3 separate regions of the Homo sapiens genome follow, and regions 1 and 3 are each linked to region 2. The links are chromatin loops, found by intact Hi-C in ENCODE. Cell type or tissue: GM12878. All regions are shown on one strand. Links, peaks and the distances in the headings refer to the core of each region. The heading gives the core; the rest is flanking DNA.

What was found. Peaks named below come from ENCODE experiments on the same cell type or tissue, not always from the same donor. Only the 100,000 strongest peaks of a DNase experiment are listed, where the experiment ranks them.
Region 1: a loop joins it to region 2, with 4 times the contacts of the local background. A loop is called at or near these places in 6 of 110 quality-filtered maps.
Region 3: it touches region 2 in a loop (3-fold over the local background); 15 of 110 quality-filtered maps call a loop at or near these places.

The regions. Positions count from the first base shown.
Region 1 is chr2:43,291,294-43,296,526 of GRCh38, reverse strand. THADA (THADA armadillo repeat containing) reads left to right here. Exons shown (of 38, transcript NM_022065.5): 32 at 3,314-3,693; 33 at 4,305-4,423; 34 at 4,759-4,831. Among named protein-coding and RNA genes, the nearest start is that of LINC01126, 67 kb to the right of the region's middle. RefSeq lists a silencer at 2,923-3,217 and an enhancer at 2,494-3,693. In GM12878, for the core only: no CTCF peak of the experiment used is centred there; DNase peaks (open chromatin) are centred at 1,090 and 2,526; H3K4me3 peaks cover 427 bases; H3K27ac peaks cover 2,031 bases.
Region 2 is chr2:43,399,235-43,404,467 of GRCh38, reverse strand. The region is part of intron 28 of THADA (THADA armadillo repeat containing); the gene reads left to right. Among named protein-coding and RNA genes, the nearest start is that of LINC01126, 170 kb to the right of the region's middle. RefSeq lists enhancers at 1,995-2,184, 2,265-2,514. In GM12878, for the core only: no CTCF peak of the experiment used is centred there; DNase peaks (open chromatin) are centred at 1,036, 1,797 and 2,297; H3K4me3 peaks cover 1,434 bases; H3K27ac peaks cover 3,562 bases.
Region 3 is chr2:43,459,545-43,464,777 of GRCh38, reverse strand. All of the region lies in intron 26 of THADA (THADA armadillo repeat containing), which reads left to right. Among named protein-coding and RNA genes, the nearest start is that of THADA, 130 kb to the left of the region's middle. RefSeq lists enhancers at 2,792-2,851, 3,002-3,191. In GM12878, for the core only: no CTCF peak of the experiment used is centred there; a DNase peak (open chromatin) is centred at 2,927; H3K4me3 peaks cover 406 bases; H3K27ac peaks cover 2,253 bases.

The sequences.
Region 1 (5,233 bases), core at 456-4,455, 110 kb after region 2:
AGGCGGGCAGATCACCTGAGGTCAGGAGTTTGAGACCAGCCTGGGCAACATGGTGAAACCCTGTCTCTACTAAAAATACAAAAATTAGCTGGGTGTGGTGGCGTGTGCCTGTATTTCCAGCTACTCTGGAGGCTGAGACAGGAGAATTACTTGTACCGGGGAGGCGAAGGTTGCAGTGAGCCAATATTGTGCCACTGCACTCCAGCCTGGGTGACCGAGGGAGATTCTGTCTCCAAAAAAATAAAAAAATAAAAAGATGCCTCCTGGTGAGCTGGGAATTCTGCAGTGTCTGAGTTAAGAGTAGCGGTATGGCCGGGCACGGTGGCTCACGCTGTAATCCCAGCACTTTGGGAGGCTGAGGCGAGCAGATCACGAGGTCAGGAGTTCGAAACCAGCCTGTCCAGCATGGCAAAACCCTGTCTCTACTAAATATACAAAAATTAGCCAGGCGTGGTGGCATGCTCCTGTAATCCCAGCTACTCAGGAGGCTGAGGCAGGAGAATCACTTGAACCCTGGAGGTGGAGGTTGCAGTGAGCCGAGATCGCACCACTGCACTCCTGCCTGGGCGACAGAGCGAGACTCCATCTCAAAAAAAAAAAAAAAAAAACAGTAGAGGTTTGTCTGCAGCCCCAGATGGTGGCCTCCCTGGGGTCCCATCATGTTGGAGCCCAAGTCCAGTCCCCATTTTGCCCCCTGTGACAGACTTTGAAACAATTTGATGTGTTACATAAATACTCTATATTTTTAAATCTCGAATTATTGCAAGTCTATGCAAATTTTCAATTTCAAATAAATTTTTCTGTTACCTGAATGTTTTACATATGCATTATGTTTATGTTAGTTTTCTAGAAGTCAGCAGAGTTCTCTGAGTTATAATGAGATGATAAATATAAACGGTGTTTTATTAGCTATAAATGCGTATCACTTAAATGCTGTCTGGTAAGCCAATCCAGGATAAACTTGTTAACATCTTGGGTACAGTTGTCAGGATTTATCAGAGAATGCTATGAATATAATATCTAAATTTTGGCAAGGCATTTGGTGAAGTCTGTCATAAGTTCTTGTAGATAAAACTTCATGGACAGAATGATACAATTAAGAGGATTCATAAGTGGGGGATGACTCAAACCGAAGAGGGCTAGTTAATGAATTAGTGAGAGCCTGGAAGAGCGTTTGAGGCAAGGGCCAGCAGGGAGCCTGCTCACCAAAGGCCTCCACCCTCCAGCTTGCCCACATTTTTAGTAATTATTTGATTTTGGGCATTTAGGCATTCCTGTGAAATTGAAGTTTGCCAACTACTTTGTATGCGTTTTTGAGATAGGGTCTCACTTTGTCGCCCAGGCTGGAATGCAGTGTCAGCATCCTGGCTCACTGCATCCTCAACCTCCTGGGCTCAAGTGATCCCCCACCCAGCTGACTTTTTATTTTTTGTAGAAATAGATTTTCACAGTGTTGTCCAGGCTGGTCTCAAACTCCTGGGCTCAAGCAGTCCTCCCACCTTGGGCTCCCAAAATGTTGGGATTACAGGCATGAGCCACCACGCCCAGCTGGTTTACCCAATTTCTATTAGATGATGAACATGTGTGAAGAACTGGGTGCTGGGAGGTACCCGAGACTCCTACCCTAGTCCGCACCCTCATTCCCTAGTCCTGCCAGTTTTATCCCTTCAGTGTTTTTTTTTCTTTCTTTTTTGCCTTTTTAAATGATCACCTTGGCTTCAGACCTTCAGCGTTTCTTAAACCCACCTTCTCCTGATTCCTTCTGAACTTAAGGCCCTCGTCATTTATTTCTCTCCTGGACTACGGTGCAGTAGTGTTGTAACTGGTCTCCCTGCCTCTAATATTGCCTCCTCAACGATAAGAGCACTTCAGTGAAAATGGGCCCCTGACCTTACTGCTTAAAATAACCCCCCAGTGGCATTCCGTTGCATACAGAACTAGCTGCTTCACATTGTCTAGGAGGCTTTCTGTACTCTAGCCACATTTCTTCCCTAGCCTCATCTCCTGCCCTTTCCCACCTCAAATTTTATGCTCCAGTGTTATGGGATGGCCTGTAGTTCCCCACATGGTCCGTTCTGTTTCATGCCTTTGTTGAGCCTTTGCTCAGCTGGTTCCCCTGCCTTTGGTGGTGCTAACACATTGTCACCTGTCTTCCTCTTTGAGGCCTAGGTTATCATTTGTACCACTATATTGGAATTATGTGTTCATGCATTTCTCTTTCTCAAACTAGACTGACTATAAACTCCTTAAGGGCAGTGATCTTATTTAGCTCCTAGCACATAGTAAGCAGGCAATAAGTTTTTGGTTTTTTTATTTTTTTAATCAGAACTGAGAATATGAAAAGATCTCGGCAAATGAAAGGTAGACCATAAAACTTAACAGGAGGATAAAATTTAACAGGGATATACTTGGGCTTAAAATAAACAAAGAAAACACATCTTGGCTTAAGTACTGAGTACAAAGTGGGAGAAAGATGACTCACCACCATCAGTAGACCACGTCAAAAAAGAAGGGCTGTGGTTTCAGTTGACTTTGTGCTCCATATGAGTCAACAGTGTGATGCAACTCCAGTTCAGAACAGAGAAAGTAATAGTCCTGCGGGTCAAACCATGCAGGAGATTTGTGATCCAGCCTATTGGCCATCCTTTAAGAGAGGGTGAGGCATGTCCACAGGAAAGCAGCTAGAATAATGAGAGACAGTGACCCCATCATTTGAGGAAGGAAGTAGGAATGTTTCATCTGGAGAAGACAGAGGGGACACAAGAATTGTAATCAAATGTCTAAAGAGCTGTCATTGGGAGCCTCAAAATGTAGCATTAGGCCAGTGAGTAGAAACACAAAAAGAACTTTTTGACAATTAGATCTACTAACAATGGAATAAGCTGTCTCATGAGCTCCAGGGTACTGTAGGGTTCAACCAAGAGCTTCTGGGAAAGGGTGTTACAGAGGGGAGCTTCACCCCTGAAGGAAGTTTATACTAGATGTCCTCTTCTCATGGTCAGCTTTGAGGCTCGGTGATAAGAGGTCACTGAGTTCGTATTTATTGAATGTTGAGGAGGGGTGCCAGGAACGCATTTTCTAATAGTAATGCCTTTGTGCCCCTGTTGGAAAAATTATACATTACCTAAATGGAAATTGTTGTGGACTAGAAGTCTGAACCTTAGAGGGCCACTCACTTATGACAGTGTTTGAAATCTGCTTATGGGAGACATCTGATGGCCTCACGCAGTGGATTCAGTCTTCATTCTTTCATGTCCTTTTGTGGAAATTTAAAGTGATTATCTCTTTCCCTTTTGCTTTTTTTGCTTCTTAGTTCTGGAGAGTCTTGGCTTCTGGGAGGAAGTCAGAGGGATTATCTCAGGATCAGAGCTGATAACGGGATTCCCTTGGGCCTTCAAGGTGCCAGGCCTGCCCCAGTACCTCCAGAGCCTCACCAGACTAGCCATTGCTGCAGTGTGGGCCGCGGCAGCCAAGAGTGGAGAGCGGGAGACGAATGTCCCCATCTCTTTCTCTCAGCTGTTAGAATCTGCCTTCCCTGAAGTGCGCTCACTAACACTGGAAGCCCTCTTGGAAAAGTTCTTAGCAGCAGCCTCTGGACTTGGAGAGAAGGGCGTGCCACCCTTGCTGTGCAACATGGGAGAGAAGTTCTTATTGTTGGCCATGAAGGAAAATCACCCAGAATGCTTCTGCAAGGTAAAGTCTCCAACGTACTGACTGGCCCTTTACACTCCCCACATTCTTTTGTGAGCCACTGGAATGGTAGGATCATGAAGGCAAGATTGGGTTTAGGCTCTCCAGGGGCAATAGGAAGTAGATTCGGCAGCCAGTGGATAAGGACTCTCTTTTTATGGTGGTTGGCATGGCGTCATACCTGGTAGGGCACCAAGAAAAGCTTTTGATGATAGGAGTATTGATGGCAGAGATTAACCAAAGACAGAGCAAACCACTTTGGGATGTTTAGGAAACAGATCATTAAAAATTCACTGTAGAGTGTGTCAGAGGTAGTCTTTGCTGACATGGCTATTTCAGGGCAGTTGGCCACCTGGGAAGCATAATCAAAAGGAAAGGGCACTGGCCTAAAATCAGGGCATCTGGCTCCCATCCCAAGTCACTAGAGGCCCTCTGGTTAGTCATTGCATCACTCTGCCTCAGTCTCCCAAAGGTATTATGGGGGAAATAAGAAGTCAGTGGGAGCCTTTTGAAAGGTAGACCTCTTGTTGATACAATTGATTATCATGTAACATCTAGAGACATCTCCCTGAGTATTTATTTCTCTTTTTTGTGTGCGGATTTGGCTTACACAGATACTGAAAATTCTCCACTGCATGGACCCTGGTGAGTGGCTTCCCCAGACGGAGCACTGTGTCCATCTGACCCCAAAGGAGTTCTTGATCTGGACGATGGATATTGCTTCCAATGAAAGGTTTGCCCCCAAAACCTCCTGTGCAACCTTGGTAAGATGTATGGTCCCATCAGTCATTATGTAATGAACTTGCACACAATCCTGCCCTCAGGTCTCAGGTCCTGTATTTCATTCTAAACCTCAGCCTAAGAGTTCTAAACTCAAGCAATAGAATGATGTCAGTGATTTGCATTAATAACCAAAAGGTAATTGCTTCCGGAGGCATTTTTGTAACCAGGAGGTAGAGATTTTCAGTATTCACCTCTGCATGGATTACAGACTATCTGCAAAAACCGGTGTATGAAATATGTCTGATTGTAATTTTGTGTTGTTTTTTTGTTTGTTTATTTTTCTAGATCTGAAATTCAGAGTGTAGCTCTGAGACTTGCTTCCAAAGTCATTTCCCACCACATGCAGACATGTGTGGAGGTAAGGCTGGTTCTGATCTTGTTCCGGGACCTAGGATTTTTTGTTCTCATTTACTCAGAAGATGTCAGTAAAAGTGAACAGTCTTAGCAGGCAGAACCCCTGTGATATGTGTATGTAACATCTACAGAAATATTGTTCGTGCTGGTTTTTCAATTCGAGTATAACTTCAAAAGACTTCTTTGGACACCACCTTTCTTTTCTCTTGTTTTAGGATTTTTTTTTTTTTTTTTTTTTTTTTTTTGAGATGGAGTTTTGCTCTTGTTGCCCAGGCTGGAGTGCAGTGGCACGATCTCGGCTCACTGCTACCTTTGCCTCCCAGGTTCAAGCGATTCTTCTCCAGCCTCAGCCTCCTGAGTAGCTGGGATTACAGGCTTGTGCCAGCACGCCCGGCTAATTTTTTGT
Region 2 (5,233 bases), core at 481-4,480:
TAATCCCAGCACTCTGGGATGCCAGAGTGGGAGGAGCACTTCAGGCCAGGTGTATGAGACCCTGTCTCTACTTTAAAAAAAAAAAAAAAAAAGAAAAGAAAAAGAAAATTAGCTAGGCCTGGTGGCACCCAACCGTAATCCCAGCTATTCAGGAGGCTGAGGTGGGAGGATCACTGGAGCCCAGGAATTCAAGGCTGCAGTGAGCTATGATCAAACCACTGAACTCCAGCCTGAGTGACAGAGCGAGACCCTGTCTCTAAACAAAAATGTAATACCTTAGCATAGTTCAGAAGATGAAGAGGAGTTCCCCTCTTCATTACAAGAGTACAGGAGTAAAAGTACAAGAGTAAAAGGACATTACTCTAGTGAGAATGAACTGAAATGTGCAAAGGCACTAGTTGGCTTGCCAAAACATACATAGAAAAAAGATTTTTTGAAGGTAGTATAATCCAGAGCTTCAGCCTGCTGTGTGTCACCCAGCCTTTAGAGATGGCCTATTAAATAGGGTTGTCTCAACTTTGGGTTGTCAGTAGATGACCATTTCCCAGGAGCTGACAGCTGTGCTGTAGGACAAACAGACCATAATGGCATGGCTGGCATTCTTGAGTAACTTTAGTGAGAGGTTTTAGGGGGTGTGTTGGGGGTGTGGGGTCAGGGTCAGACATAGCTTTTTTGAACTCATACCAGCTCTGAAGATGCAAACCGCTTGGTTAAGTAGGGGCATCTAGAGCAAGTGGATGGTCCTTTTCATCATTGACAGAAGTTTGGGGCCTCTGTTTTGCATATGGTATAGCCTCACCTGAAAAATAAGAATCAGGGCTGGAGGTGGGCCAGGAAATGGGGAGGAACTGGGGGAATGTTAATTATGTTAATGAGGTAGGATGGAAGGGGATATTGGCTGGATCCTGAAGCCATTTGGAGACTTTGAAGCCTCTGGTTCCTGTGACATGCAGGGACTCGCCCAGTGCTACTGAGCCTTAAAGTTCCCTCAGTTCAAAAATACCTCCCCAACATTGCCTACAAAGTTTCTTTCAGCCACTCTGGCTTGTCAGATTTAAATGAGGTACCACATATAGAGCCTGGTCTTTAATAAGTGTTCAGGAGATGTTAGCTATTATCAGCATCATCTTCGTTGTTCTGCTTCACGGTCTACAAATTAGAGACTGATTGGTTCTCTAAGTTGTTCATACCTCAGTGTGATTAGGTTGAATGTTTGGAAACATTCGGCTTTTCCAAGGCTCTGGGGATTTTGAGGCAACTGCGTTGTAAAGTCTTAGAAAGACTGAATTTTGTAGGTAGACAGACCCTAATTAAAATGCAGGCTTTATGCTAGTTTTATGACCCAAAGTATGCTGGGACACCTCACTCTGTTCATCTTAAAATAAGGTTAATGACACTGACCTTGGAATGAAGATTAATGAAATAATTAAAATAGTGTATCAAAAGCACATAGCCAGTCCTGGCACATACTAGTGACTTAATCTCAGTTTCCTTCCTTTTGTCTGGGTGCCCTGAGGGGCAGTTTGGGTTCACACAGGGAAAGGCACAGGCCTGGGAAAGGACTTCTTTCTTGCCAAACCCAAGCGCTCTCTGCCTCTCCGCCGCCTCTCCCCACTTAGGCAGAGCTGGGCATGATCACCTAGACTAGTACTCCCACACACAGGAGTCACACTTACACAGCAGCAGCAGCTTGTGTTTACTTCTCATGGCCTGAGAATCATTGGCTGGTTCTTCTGTCTTCCACACTAGACTGTAGGTTGCTTGTGGCCTAGGCAGTGATTTTCTCTCCAGTTCTCTGGTACCTGACCAAGTGTGTGCTGTGCTAGGTACTCAGTAGATGTCCCTACGGATGTGTGTGGGCAGAGACAGTTTTGGTGATGTATAGCCACTTACCTTTGAAACCTTTCAGAAAAAAAGAACAGATTGTGAGAGTAGATATGAGAGGAGAACACTTAGAAAAAGCTTAGCCCCCACTCTGTTAAAGGTGGTAAAGTTAGCATGATCTCAGCAGAATGGTCCTTTTTTTGCTGAGAATAGTGCATTCTGAACTCTTCTTGGTTCCTCAAGTGTTAAGTCCAAGTGTGTATTTCACCCTCATTTGAAGATCCTTCATCTGTTGCAGAAAATTGTCTCAGCTCTGCCTCCCACTTCACTTTTCTGTGCCACTCTTCGGCTGTGAATGTCTGCATGGGTACCACCGATTTGTGATGAGCAGGCTGTATATCGCCTCTAAGCTGGTGGTTCCCTGTGAGCAGTGTTCTTCACTGCTGTGTCACATGCAGCAGAACACAAACCTGACAGCCACATCGTGTGGTCATTGATGTATGCAAAGGAGCAGCAGGAGGTTCTCCACCTGGGTCTGGGAAACTCCCCCCACAAGGGTTTTGGATGTGTGTCACGAACCTGAAACTGTGTGGGAAATTGTGTGCATATGTTCATAAATATATTCCTCTTGTGAGAGAGTCCATAGTTTACATTAGTTTCTGAAATATTTTCATGATCCTTAAAATTTTTTTTAAAAAAAAAAACAACAAAAAACCACTCATTTAGAAATTTTCCAAATATGTGTAAATTACAGTTTGTGTTTTTGTTAGCTAGGAGATATTTTTATGCTCCCTTGATTTCCAGGTGTGAGCTACAGGTTGGGTAGCCAGAGAGCTCTGGATCACAGTCTGCCGTGAGCATTGCTTACACTTAGCCCTCAGAGTTTTCACTGAATCCTTCTGAGCTTCATTTTATTTTTCTTCTGTTAATTTAGGTTTATAATGCCCTTTTGTCTACAGGAATGTTGCATAGTAAAGAGATCACAGGTGTGCAGGTGTTTTATCAACTGTCAAGTGCTGTACAATTGTGTGATGCAAGTATTCCTATTAAAAATGTATCATGTCTCAGCTGGGCATGGTGGCTCACGCCTATAATCCCAACACTTTGGGAGGCTGAGGCGAGTGGATCACGAGGTCAGGAGATCGAGACCATCCTGGCTAACACGGTGAAAGGCCGTCTCTACTACAAATAAAAAAAATTAGCTGGGCGTGGTGGCAGGCGCCTGTAATCCCAGCTACTCGGGAGGCTGAGGCAGGAGAATGGCGTGAACCTGAGAGGCAGAGCTTGCAGTGAGCCGAGATCACACCACTGCACTCCAGCCTGGGTGACAGAGCGAGACTCTGTCTCAAAAAAAGAAAAAGTGTCATGTCTCATGTCACACAGTATTGAGGACATGGTAGGCAGTCAATAAATAAGTGATTAAAATGAACATGGAAAGGGTTTATTGAAGTGAGAGGGCTAGAGGTTTTAAGACACTGGTGTCTGTGTACCTTGCAGATTCTGTGGAGAACCTAGTATTCAGGCCTAGAACATAGCTTAGGGCTATTAGAGGAACTGATTTTCAAGGAATGTTAAAAGTAGAAATGACCTTCGAGACCTTAAGTGTATTTGTTTTATTTTATGGAAGACACTGAGACTTAGAGAGACAGAGGCTATCCGATTTATTTCAGAAGGGCTTGAGACTCTTCCTCATCACTTTTAATAGTGGCCAAAAAAAGACCCTCTTTGCCTTCATATTATCAACATGTTGTCTTACCTTTTTAAAACAGCACAGAATTCACCACATGGTCTTAATTCTCTTTTTGGGGCTACTCACAGGCCTGTAATTCTGGAGTATACTGATGCTATTACTGGACACTGGCACAGTGCACTGTAAAAACTTGGAATTTCTGGAGCCCTTCCTTCTTGGAGTGTTCTCTTAGACATCATGTCAGACCACTAGGTGGAAAGCATTGCCACCATTCTTAACTGTACTGAGACTCAGAGAGGTTACTGTGACTTGTCCAAGTCACAGAACTCAGTGTCCAAAGCAGAATGAAAATTCAGGTGTTCTAATTTTCTATTCTCTTAACCGTTAGATTCTAAATGTTCTCATCAGACCCCCTCCCTGCCGCCAGTAGGCGACAAAACAGTAACCTAGAAATTTTTTTTCTTAGTGTATATATTTATATATATATATATATATAAATTTGTCTATGATCTAATCTTTCCACCTAAAGAATTTGCGATAGAATATTTAACCATTGCTTTATAATGAATGTTACTTAATTAAATATTACTTCAAGAATTGGCTTCTTTTTTGGTAATTGCATTACTTTTTTGAGGAGAGGTTTTGTTTTGCTTTTTAACCTGGTTGTGTGCATTTGGAAACCACCCTAACACAGGGTATCCAAAAGCAGAAAATACTGGCACTTTTCCCCCTTTCCATCCTTCCTCTTGTATGGATGCCAGAATCCTTTGGGAAATCATCATTTACAAAAGTCAGGAGCAAAAGGAGGGGCATTCTTTAGTGTACAGTCACTGCTAATTGGAAACTAAACATCTGTAACCATGTCAGAGTTATTTGTATTTGAAAAGAAACATTTATATACAAGAGCCCTTTCGGTAACATAAAACACAGTGTAACACAAAGTGTGTGTGTTGGAGAGGTCGGGGACAGACAGAAGGGGAAGCTTCCAACAAATGACTGCCTTACTAAGTGAGGTCATTTGCTAATTAAATTTCAAAACATTTTCAGAGTTGTTTTTTGTTTTTTTGTTTTTTTGTTTTTTGGTCAAATGAAGTTTCTCCCCGACCCCCACCCTTACCATTTCCTATAGGCCAAAGCAAACATTTTTCTGCATTTGCCAATTACAGATTAAACATTTAATCACTTAAAAAGAATAAGTGAGAAAATGGATGAGTTTTGGGAACTGTCCAGGATGAGTTGTGGGAACTGTCCAGCTACCTACTGTAACCATAGCTCTCTGCTTTCCCACAGATAATGTGAGGTGACCTCTTCTCCATCCTGAAACTATGTGCTGCTGGACCTACCCAATAGACGTAACTGTCTTGGGGGAAAAAGACACATTTTTTTTAAACACCCCATACTTCTTTTTCCTCTTCCCCTGCCTCCCCCAACACCATGATGAAATTCTGCTCAGGCTATTCTATTTGTACAGAAATTGTATCTGTATTTCTGTTGGCATATTAGAATAAATGTTGGTGATAACCTCTAGGGTGTTAGAAACATTGCTATTGTAGGGCCCTGTCCCTCTACTTACTGAGCCAACATGGCCATGTAGCCCTAATGGCCTAATTCTTACCAAGTAATTCCTTTGTAAACACAGATTAGTTTTGAAAACAGTCAAGAGGCCATCTCTTTTCCCCTACAGAGTCTACCGTCTTCTGACCTTCCCTATTCTTGTGA
Region 3 (5,233 bases), core at 456-4,455, 60 kb before region 2:
AGGGCGTGTTCTGAGGCTGAGTATTTATTTCATAAGAATTCTGTGTTCTGAAAGACTGTTGTTTGTAGGAATGCCGGAGGAAGCGGGATTGTGGTACATTAAATGTACTGATGAGCAAGATTTTTCTGGGGAATTTTGGTTTGTTCTTGTGCTTGTTATGTAGCTCATGTGATGACAGCCTTTGCCGAGAGTGATACATTTTGCTAACAAATAGCCTTCTTAACTTAATTCAAGAGGCATTTAACAAAACTTATTAGTTTACATGGAAAAAAACCCAGGCCCAAGGATACTAAACACACATAAACAAAGATGCACATAAATACCAGTCCACTTCATAAGCATTTATTTGGCTAGGAATGCCAACATTATACAATTCCAATCTTGAAAGTATTCATTGATTGATTCAAAAAAGTAAAACTTGTTTTTCCTTCTACTTCTTTTTTGTTACTTTTTTTTTTAAGTTACTTGTTTTATAGATGAGTAAGAGTATTAATGGATAGAAGCAAAAGTTTTAGATTCCTTTGTTATATAGTTGCTCAAAGCTACTATTATAGAAGTTGCTCTTCAAGTTGGAGAAACATAGGCTGACATTTTTGGTTTTACCCACTGGGATGGGAGTAGGTGCTAACCATATTAAGCCTCACGGATGAAAACTGTTGCATACAAAAGTGGATTTATTTCTTCTACAGAATTTTCTGACCATATATCAATATACAACTGAGATTTTGTGAGATAACTATAAATAAAATATACTACCTTATAATATTGTTGTAAATGATCTTACATAGTAGAATGTATTAGTAATAAAGCTCTCAAAATAACTAATAAAATAGAGATCAGTTTATTCTTAGCTTCTTCCGGCAAATTTTAAACTTGCTACTGTAAGCAATTCAAGGAGCACATGCCTGTGTCTGGAGCACTGAGAGGAAACCATCCTGCTCTTTCCTTCCCTGATTTCATATACTTTAGTTATTGGAAGAAAGATTAATTAATGTAAAATTTCTTTACTTTTAGTAATTCAAAAGAATAAAAATTTTTTGAGGGCTTGAAAAGATCGTGGTGCACCATTGGCACCATTGGAATTTGCCTTTAGTAAATGTAACATTTGTTTTCTAAAGAATTATAACAACATACTTAAATTCCAGAACAGTAAGCAAAATAGCTTAAGTTCACTGACTTGAAAAAACATTCTTTTATACTGCACGATTCTAAAATAAATACTTAAAAGAAACAGAGAGCAAGCCATTCTATCTTGGATTTCATTTTCCTTCAGATAGAACAGCTAGAACAAACATTCTTGCTAGTTAACATTGCCTGTGTTTTTATGAAGTTAATAACTGACCTGTCAATCACGCCCTATATAAATACGGTAGTTGAATGCTTTCTGCTTTAGAAGCACTTTTATTTACAAGAGCTGCCAGCCAAGATTTCCAAAGGACTCCACGGGCTGTTTGCTTTGATCTGTTTTGAGGGCTGGTCTCTTTATACCTGTTGGTTTGCTCTTTCTGATACCTTTGTGTAATCAGGTATGGGGAGAGCAGATGTGCAGAATAAACACATCTTAAGGGAACCAAGTCTCAAGAGAAATCAAGTAATTATGAATGAACAGCTCTAAAAAAGAGAGAGAGAATATTTTCTTAAATCAACTTAGTTGCTGTTATGACCAAAGAACAGATGTTGTGGTGTTCACCCCAGAGAAGCAAGAGATTTTCCCTTAAACCTCAGCTTATAATGAATGGAAGTGGTATGTGTATCCCTCACCCTCAAACTGTTGCTGTCCTTTAAATTTGTAAATTGCTGAGATGTTGCAGCTCTTCTCAGTTGACTTTTGCCTTTGACCTTTTCTCATTTGCTTCTTCCCTAGGAAATGTTAACCACATGTCTCTGCCCAAATAATTGAGTCTCTGTGAGAGTGTTTACCTTTATATTTTGAACTGGAAATGCCTTTTAGTATTTAAGACAATTTTCCAAAAAAGATGGCTTTTTGTTTTGTGATTTTGATTTGGAGTTCTCCCTCAACACTGAGGGAGAACGGAAAGCCAAATTCATCTTTGTATCCCCGCAAATGGCAACCATAGGGCACAGTGTATAAGAGAATGATAGAAATGAAGAGAAACCAAAATTCTTTGGTCTTCCTTCCAAAATGGCCTATTCTGAGTTTAGTTTATTTCACTTTTCAATTAAATGTTGCCCTAATCATTTCCATATATTACATTTAAATATCACTTTTCTCTAGGAATCTGAATGTTTGAACATATTAGAGGTTGTTACCTTCTATTTTAGTTTGAAATTGAAACATCAAACCAAAAGGTAGCCTCCCCTGTTTTTTTAAACTAGAAATGTTTACCTTGACTTTACAGTCCTTTAGGAGAGCCTGATTTAGAGATTTTCAGGCACTAGAAGTTCACCTTACTATTTCAGGAAATTCTCTTTATACTTTTCAAATGGCTTTCATGGACATTTTTTGGTCAGCGCCTTCCCCTTTTGTGACACTGGCAGGAATCTTAGAGTTTCTGTGGAAAGATGCCTGAACGTTACCCATGGTTTGGAAAGCAGGTGTTTTATTAACCAGAGTTTTCTCCTTTGTTGCTCTAACATTTTCAAAATCTAGTATCTTAAAATGTTATTTGGTTCCTTATTTATGGTTTTAAAATTCTGGCATCTCTATAGTAATCAACAAAGTATAAAATGCAGCCCGAAATCCCCTTGATTCAGCAGCCTTCCTCAGATACTCACTTGCCAGAGTAAAATTATTTGGTAAATGTTAAGGTAGATTAAAGCTTGGGTTTAAACTCTGTTCCCTCTGGGCACCTTTTGGGGGTCAGAGGTGGTAAAGCTGTGGTATTGCCTGGAGCCAGTGCAAACTAACACCGTTGTGTTGCCTGTGTGAAGGCAGAAACCTCTAAGGGATGTGAAACTGCCAAAATTACATTTGAACATTTTCAGGCCTTTGATTGCAGAACCTTTGCTGAAAGCAGTAGTGCAGGGTAGCCAGAGATCAGGCCAGAGAAGCAAGGAGGAGTAAACTTGGATCGGCCATGCCACAGATACTAGGGGAGAAACTGCCTCTCCAAACGATGCACAAGGGACAACTCTGAAGGTCCATGGGACTGCTGAGTTAGCAGATTAGCTGAGTCCCCTCCAGTATTTTCATTTTGCATTCATCCAGGGCTCAAACCTATAATTAAATTTTCTGAACAAAGACTCTATTAACCCAGACCATCCAGATTGATGACTAACAGCTCTTCCTTCCAGGTACATAAGGAAATCTGTAATGCTTAAAGCAAAATAAAGACCCTAGTCAGGTTTGGGGGAGGGCAAAGTCAGGGAGTGGATGTAGTTAGGACTGGGTTTACCTTTCAAAAATCATTTTTTAGTACTTAAAATGGACCTTTCAATGGTTCCTGCACTTACTCAAGTGTATGTGATTTACTGAATGATCTAAAACTTAGTCACAGGGATTTTAATTTAGATATCTATGAAAATGTGTTGGTTTTTAAACTTTTGGCACATTGTTTAAAAATTCTCTCTTTAATATTTTGTGTGGGCAGTGTAGACTTAGGTGAAACTTTTCAGCACAGACCCAGACACAGTTCATTATGTTACTCCTATGCCAAAACTTCAAGTAGCTTTCCAGTGTTTGAGAAATAAGGTTCAAATTCATTAGCTTGGCATTTGAGGCCTTCCACAGTCCAGCCTACTTTCTACGAGAGGTTTTTGCTCTAGCCTTGGCTGTTGTCCCCAGCAAACCTTATACACCTCTGCCTCAACAGTGTCCTTGTGCCATCCCCTTCTCCACTGACTTTTCTCCTCCTCCTACAGCCTCCCCACACTCCTGGGACAGGTGAATCCTAACTGTTCTGCAATGCCAAGCTTCACCTAGAATACTTTAGGACCTCTGCTTTTCCAAATCTGTCAACATCCTGGTTAATCCCACCTCTTGTGAAACTGGCTTTCCTGGAGCATTCCTCTGTGGGCTCTCCCCCACCAGTTTGGCCTCCAGAGCAATGTTATACCACGTCTATGGCTCTTACCACGCCAACCCTTCATTTGTGGTTGGTTTTTGTGTTTTTGTTTTCCCATTCATTTCTGTCTTGTTTTGTAAACTTGATAAAGTTCCTTGAGGCTTAGAATTGTATCTTTTATGTACGAGTGTCCTCCAGAGCACTTAACATAATGTTTAATATATATCTGTCAGTTGTTTGATTGATTGGTGCATGTCTCAGGCCCAGGGCTTGATGTCTTTGCAGTCTCTAAAGACAGCGAGCTATTTTCAGAACCACTGAGTACCTTTGTACCAGGTTTATTTTTTGGCTTTTCAACTTGGTAGTGGAGATGTTAGGCCCAGTTCTGTCCAGAAAATGTATTTTCCAAATCTTTGCATGGACAGAATAGTGTTACAGTCACAGTCTGGAGCAGTTTCACCTGGGTACTGCCAACTCTTTCTTATGCTGACTGGCTGACCCATGTGGAAGTGTTCCTCAGATCTCATTTCAGCTTTCTGGCTTACTTTTTTTTTTTTTTTTTTTTTTTTTTTTTATTAAGAGAAAGCTTGTTTCTAAGATCCTTTTGGGAGCAAAGGCAAGTAAGTATTCATTAAATGTTTACTTTCTTGACTTTAATTCACTTCAGCAGATGATAACTCAGGTGGGATTATGCCTTGACAGTGATCTGACAAGGTCCTTGTTCAGGGTAGTTACTGACTTTTCCAGTATCAACCTTCTAGATACAGCATGAAGCCAACATCCTTGTGTCTGAACTATATAAGGAACTGGCTTTCTTTTAATTTTATGTGTTTTGAGTTTGAGGAAGATGCATATTTTGCCAAGATGTGGCTTTTGAGACTTCCGTGCTGAACTCATTTGGTCTGAAAACTACTGATAAAATTTCTACTTTTGCAAACTTGTTTTTTTGTTTTTGTTTTTAAAAAGTAGGCAAACTCAGTTTTTTAAAAAACAAGTCTACAGTAGTGAATGCCCTAACTGACACAGCATGCTTTGGCTTCTGGAAGCTTGGGCCAGACTCTGAGAGATTTTAATAGCCAGTATGGACCTATGTACACAGTAGTCAGTCCCTCACATTCACACAGCACTGTTTAACATGTGTGTATTTATTCATTCAACAAATATTTTTTGAGAACCAGCCAGGACCCAGGCATTGTACTAGGTTCATGAGATACAGGGATGAGTAATCACTGGATATTTTACTTCCTTATTATTATTTTGACTTTTAG